2 separate regions of the Mus musculus genome follow, and region 2 is linked to region 1. A link is a loop called in an ENCODE intact Hi-C map of the cell type or tissue named here. Cell type or tissue: left cerebral cortex. All regions are shown on one strand. Links, peaks and the distances in the headings refer to the core of each region. The heading gives the core; the rest is flanking DNA. Region 1 holds the start of Cth (cystathionase (cystathionine gamma-lyase)). Region 2 has its middle 48 kb from the start of Cth.

Evidence for each region. Hi-C counts contacts between places; a loop is a spot of excess contacts. Peaks named below come from ENCODE experiments on the same cell type or tissue, not always from the same donor. Only the 100,000 strongest peaks of a DNase experiment are listed, where the experiment ranks them.
Region 2: a loop joins it to region 1, with 2.1 times the contacts of the local background. A loop is called at or near these places in 4 of 42 quality-filtered maps.

The regions. Positions count from the first base shown.
Region 1 is chr3:157,923,477-157,926,387 of GRCm38, reverse strand. It overlaps Cth (cystathionase (cystathionine gamma-lyase)), which reads left to right and starts at 1,325. Exons shown (of 12, transcript NM_145953.2): 1 at 1,325-1,522. The coding sequence starts at 1,358. It overlaps 1810013D15Rik (a long non-coding RNA gene), which reads right to left and starts at 1,180. Exons shown (of 6, transcript XR_867796.2): 1 at 1,042-1,180; 2 at 142-285. In left cerebral cortex, for the core only: no CTCF peak of the experiment used is centred there; a DNase peak (open chromatin) is centred at 1,259; H3K4me3 peaks cover 1,260 bases; H3K27ac peaks cover 295 bases.
Region 2 is chr3:157,875,448-157,878,358 of GRCm38, reverse strand. No RefSeq gene overlaps it. Among named protein-coding and RNA genes, the nearest start is that of Cth, 48 kb to the left of the region's middle. In left cerebral cortex, for the core only: a CTCF peak has its summit at 1,388 (motif pointing left); a DNase peak (open chromatin) is centred at 1,386.

The DNA.
Region 1 (2,911 bases), core at 143-2,642:
CAGACAAGTATACAAACAAATAGAAAACATCCATGTTTGTATAACCCAGGGCTTACCAACTGTACTTAGAACTGGACTCAGAACTGTTTCAGGCCCTTCTACTCCTCGGTGTTTTCTGTGATCTCATCAAAATGTACTTACGTCTTTAGAGATGGCTCAGGGAGCAAGAGCATTGCCCGCAGGAGCATTGGTTCCAGAGCACCAGGGCTTGGCTTTCTCTCCCACACGCAGATCACATCTGTTTCCAAATGCAGTTCCAGGGGAATCCAACAGCCTTTCTGACCTCTGTAGACATCAAGTATGCATGTGGTGCAATACACACACACACACACACACACACACACACACACACACAAACACATCGTTAAAATATACTCAGGCTGAGAACATACTTTAAAAGGAGAAATACTAATCAAGCAAGCATGGTAACCCGTTAGTGTTTCAGAGGCTACCCGCTTCCCCTGTGCCTCTGGCAGTGTACACTTGGTTCTGGAAGGTGATTGTGTCTGGAGCTAATTTGAAAAGCATACTGATTGTGTTTGCTCTTCGTAGCTTTTCCAAACCGTAGCTTTTAAAATCAGTTGTTTATTCCTTAACACCTTCCAAATTCGTTCAACAGTGTTTCAAAGTTTTAGGTTCGGGCTGGTGAGATGGCTCAACAGGTAAGAGCACCCGACTGCTCTTCTGAAGGTCCTGAGTTCAAATCCCGGCAACCACATGGTGGCTCACAACCATCCGTAACGAGATCTGACTCCCTCTTCTGGTGTGTCTGAAGACAGCTACAGTGTACTTACATATAATAATAAGTAAATATAAATAAATCTTAAAAAAAAAAAACAAAAAAAAAAACAAAGTTTTAGGTTCGACTTCCCAGGTACAGAAACTCCTTAAATTCCCCAGTTCTCGGACAAGGTGTAAAATTAGGTCAAAGCTACGTCTTTTTGGGAGCAAAGCTTGGGCCTTAAGGCCTGATCTTGGCCAGAGTAGAGACGCGGGCGCTGGTGGCACAGCTGTGGCGGTCCTCAGATCCGAGGGAAGCACCTGCCTGCGTGACCCTTGCCGGAACTCTGGGGCCACGCGAGGCTGCTGGAGGTTGCGTCCCTATCCTGCAGACAAAGGGGATCTCTGGGCTGAGTGCTGCACCTCAGTGCTGAGGTGTCCCACGTGGGCACTGCTCTGTGCCACTGGGAGGCGGGGCAGGAACGATCGGGGCAACACCTCCACTGCCGACCAATAAGCAGGGCCGCTGCCTAGGGACCAGCGATGATTGGTTGCGTCGGCCCCTCCCCACCCTGGATATAAGCGCCAAAGTCCAGAAGGTTTTAGCCAAAGCAACACCTCGCACTCCTGCCCCAGCATGCAGAAGGACGCCTCTTTGAGCGGCTTCCTGCCTAGTTTCCAGCATTTCGCCACTCAGGCCATCCACGTGGGACAAGAGCCTGAGCAATGGAATTCTCGTGCCGTGGTGCTGCCCATTTCGTTGGCCACCACATTTAAGCAGGACTTCCCGGGCCAGTCCTCGGTAAGCAGCCGGGCAGGGCTGGGCTGACTGTGGGAGCGCTCGGGACATGCGCTCTCTGCGATTTTCAGTTAAAAACCAGAACTGTAAGTTGTTGAATTCTGTAGCATCGAAGCTACCTGCAGCCAGTCCTACTTTGAAAAATGAAGGCTCTTGGGCTGGTGAAATGGCTCAGCAGTCGTGCTGACTAGTTTTATATCAACTTGACTCAAGCGAGAGAGGAGGGGACCTCGATTGAGACAATGCCTCCAGTAGATCAGGCTGCAAGCAGGCATTTTCTTAATTAGAGATTGATGGGGGAGGATAAGTCCATGGTGGGTGCCCCCCCCCCCCAGGCTAGTGGCCCTGCGTTCTATAAGAAGTTGGGTGAACGAGCCAGTAAGAAGCCACCTCTCCGTGGCCTCTGCATTAGTTCTTGCCTCCAGGTTCCTGTCCTAACTGCTTTCCATGGTGAACTGTTAAATGGAAGTAAAATAAAAAACTCTTTCCTCCCCAAGTTGGTTTGGGCATGGTGTTTATTACAGCAGGTATATAAAGGTGCTTGTCACCAGACCTGACTACTATAATTCAATCCCATAATCTATAGGATGGAAGGAGAGAACCAACTCCTGTAGTTGTTTTTTTTTTGTTGTTTGTTTGTTTGTTTTTGAGACAGGGTTTCTCAGTGTAGCCCTGGCTGTCCTGGAACTCACTTTGTAGACCAGGCTGGCCTCGAACTCAGAAATCCGCCTGCCTCTGCCTCCCAAGTGCTGGGATTAAAGGCATGAACCACCACCTTAGTTGTTCTTTGATGCACCCAAAGGCTTGCACTCTCCCTCTCTCTCCTTCTCTCCCCCCTCCCTCTCTTCTCTCTGTCCCCAGTCTCTTTCACCCACTCCGTCCCTCTCTCCCTGTCCTTCTCTTCCTCCCTCCCCCCTCAGTCTCTTTCTCTTTCTCCTCTCTCTCACACACTAAACAATGAAAATCCTAGAATTAAGATTAGTTTCAGTCGGTATGTTCAGTTAATAGCTAATGTGTATTTATGTACCAAGTGCGTACTTAAAATCTATGTGTGTTACATGTAGAGTCTCACTGAAGGTTAACAAGAAGGATCCTAGCCTGAACTAAGGTCTCAAGTGTTCAAACTGAGATAGCTGAGATAATAGGGTTATAAGATTTAATTTATCTTGAACCCCTCCCTTCTGCAACTGACTCCATGGTGCTGCACTGTAACTGAGCTATGTAATAGTTCAAGCCATTTCATCATCTAAGCCAGCAGTTCTCAACCTCTGGGCTGTGACCCCTTTGGGAGTGGAACAACCCTTTTCAGGGGTTACATGTATCAGGTATTTACATCACGATTCCTAATAGTAGCAAAATTACAGTTTCGAAGTAACAACAAAAATAATTAGT
Region 2 (2,911 bases), core at 114-2,613, 48 kb after region 1:
GACTGATATAAAAATTTTGCTTTCCTTTTACTTAAAATAAGGAAAACAAAACAAGTTCTTTGTCCAGAAGGTGGTCATTGGTCATCTGCTGCTGTGTTCTGGGCAGTCCATTGTGTCTAATAGAAGCATTTACTGTAGAAACTCAGTGTGGGAATTGTTATGTCTCAGGCCTCAGAAATATCCTGAAATGAGTTCAACCTGGACTATAGGAGGATTTCTGGTGGTTAGATAAAACCCAGAGTTCACTCAGGAACTTGTGAAACTGGTTCCATGTGCCCAAAGGAGTCATTTCCTTTACCTCTGGTAGAAGGGACCTTTGGCTTGACTGACACTTACCCTTGGTAAGTGGCTGCTTACTTCCAGGCTCCCTTGAGCAAAGTCTCCATTGCCTCCCTTCAGCTGTTCATCCTCTTTATAATCTGCTAGTTAGTCCCTGTTATTCTCAGTCTTTCTGCCTCTTATTTTTGCATTCTCTCTGCTCTATTCTCTATCTTTTACTAACTTTCTTTCTCCAGTATTCTTTTTACCCCTCTGCTTCCATAGCCCAGGCTATGTTCAGTCTACTTCTTTCTCTCTCTATTCTTTTCCAGATGCCTTTGGTCTCTCTCTGTATCTCTCATATTTACAATAAAAACTTTAATAGTGGATCATTCATCTGGTGCCTATACCCTCTCATACAAGGCGTAGTCCCTCTCATAACTTACAGGAAGTTACATGGTAAGAGCAAGGACAGAACATGGAGGAGTTAAGGATAGAACGAGTTTTGCTGAGGCTTTGACAGAGTGGTGAAGCTGGACCTGGCTCTCAAAGGGTGAGGAAAGATTAGATACACAAGACACTTTGAAGACAAATCTTTTGAAAATCTTCTCCAATAAGAAAAGGTTATCTGGTGATCAAGGAAATACTGATTTGGATAATCCGTGAAACCAGCACTTCTACAAGATGACAAAACTTGCACAGTTGTTACTTCTCTGATCTCGAGGTATTTGTTTTCAGGATCCATGGCTAAGTGTGATCCATTCTATTGAGTTTTCCTGCAAGGAATCTCATGTCCTCTGAGCTGTAGAGTTAGCTACTGGAACCCTAAACACAAAATATTGTGCTGGATCCAGTTGTCAGACTTCCCTCAGGACAAAGTAAAGATAAATGCAACTTCTGTCAGGGTGGAGAACAACGTTAACTCTTTTCCAGGAAAAAGAGAAAAAGAAAAGAAAAGAAGAGAAGAGAAAAGAAAAGAAGAGAAGAGAAAAGAAAAGAAGAGAAAAGAAAAACAAGTTGAGCTAGTTCTCAAAACACAAGAACATCACTCTTGGGTTCACAGGAAGCCAAACTCCAACCTTAGACACAAAGGAGAGTCTCTTAATCAGCAGAAAGCGACACCTAGTGGTCCTTAAAGGAAGAGTCGACAGCCAGAAGCACTGGGCTGTTTTTTAAGCGCTGTGCCCCACTTGTTTAGGGTTGGCATTGTTAAATTACTCAAATGGGGAGAACCATGGAAAAGTACTTGTCATTTCACTCTGTGCTGTTAGGTTCTTCCAGAAAGCACAAACGGAGATATGTTTAGGTGGCTTCAGACCATGGGAGTTTATGGAAAGGAAGGAACATGAAACCAAAATAGTCATCCAACAGCCGGAACTTAAAGGGACAGTGAGACAGCGCTACCCGGTCATCACAGCAGACAACGGTCAGCACAGTAGCAGCTGCAGATATACCCTCTTGGCACCAGACCCAGATCTTCCCTAAGTAAAGCTTGCCAGGGGCAGCCCTATCACAGAGTCCATTAGCATCACCCCAAGGGATTGAAACTCGCTTGGAACGAAGGCCAACCTTTGCATCTGGGCCAAGTGCCCAGGTGAAGCTGAGGCTGTGAGTTGAGGAAATTGTGTTCTGAGAACCTCAATGACTTTCCACGTCCCACAAGCACAGGCTGTTTCTGAGAGTCAGTGAGATTCAACCCTGAAAGGAAAGACAGAGCGGAGTGAAGGTGAAGACAGAGCTAAGCAGCAGACAGACCGGAAGCAATACATCTCATTCATTCAATCATTCATTCACCCATCCATCCATCCATCCATCCATCCATCCATCCATCCATCCACTCATCCATCCACCCATCTAGGTATGCATGCTTTAATCAATATGTGCCAGAAATTGTTTTGGGAGGGTAGATGACTTTACCATGAGACGTTTAAGGAAAAATAACTTTCAACCAAGTGCTGTGCACTTGGTCAAATTGCATTTTGAATGAAGGGGCAGATACTATGCACGTCTAAGTGTGTGAGGTGTCCTTTTCCCCCTCTCATGGCTTTTATTTTACAATGAAGAATCATGAGAATATGTTCTAGCAAATAGGTGAAAGGGAGGAGAAGGAGGAAGAGATTCAGCCTGTTAGCTCTGCAGGGTGCATCTGCAGCTTCTACAGCTCTTAAGGCAGTGCCTCTAACGTCTTCACTGTCGAGCTGCTTCGCACAAATGCCAGGCACATTTTACATTTAGTATGGGATGTGGTGGGAACGATCCAGAGGAAAGGCTCAATACACTTCCCAGAACTAAGATTGACTAAGCTCTGTCTCTTTGTAAAATAAAGAACTAAGGCATGGATACCCTACGATTGCTTTGAGGCAACGCTTATCAGTCTTTGCTGACGAGGCACTGTGTGAAACACATGGAGATATTCAGATGCCTCCATACCTCCCCTGAAGGGGAGGCTTTGTAGTGCGGAATTTAAAAAGCACTTTAGGCGATTTTGAGCGCACTACAGTTTCGGACACATTGTTTGAAGTTGACAACATCATCCCAGTACTTGGTAGGTAGAGGCAGGAAGATCAGGAGTTTCAAGGTCATCCTTGACTATAAAGTAAGAGCCTATGCTTTATGAAACCCTATCCACATCTCTCCCCATCCCCAAAAGAAC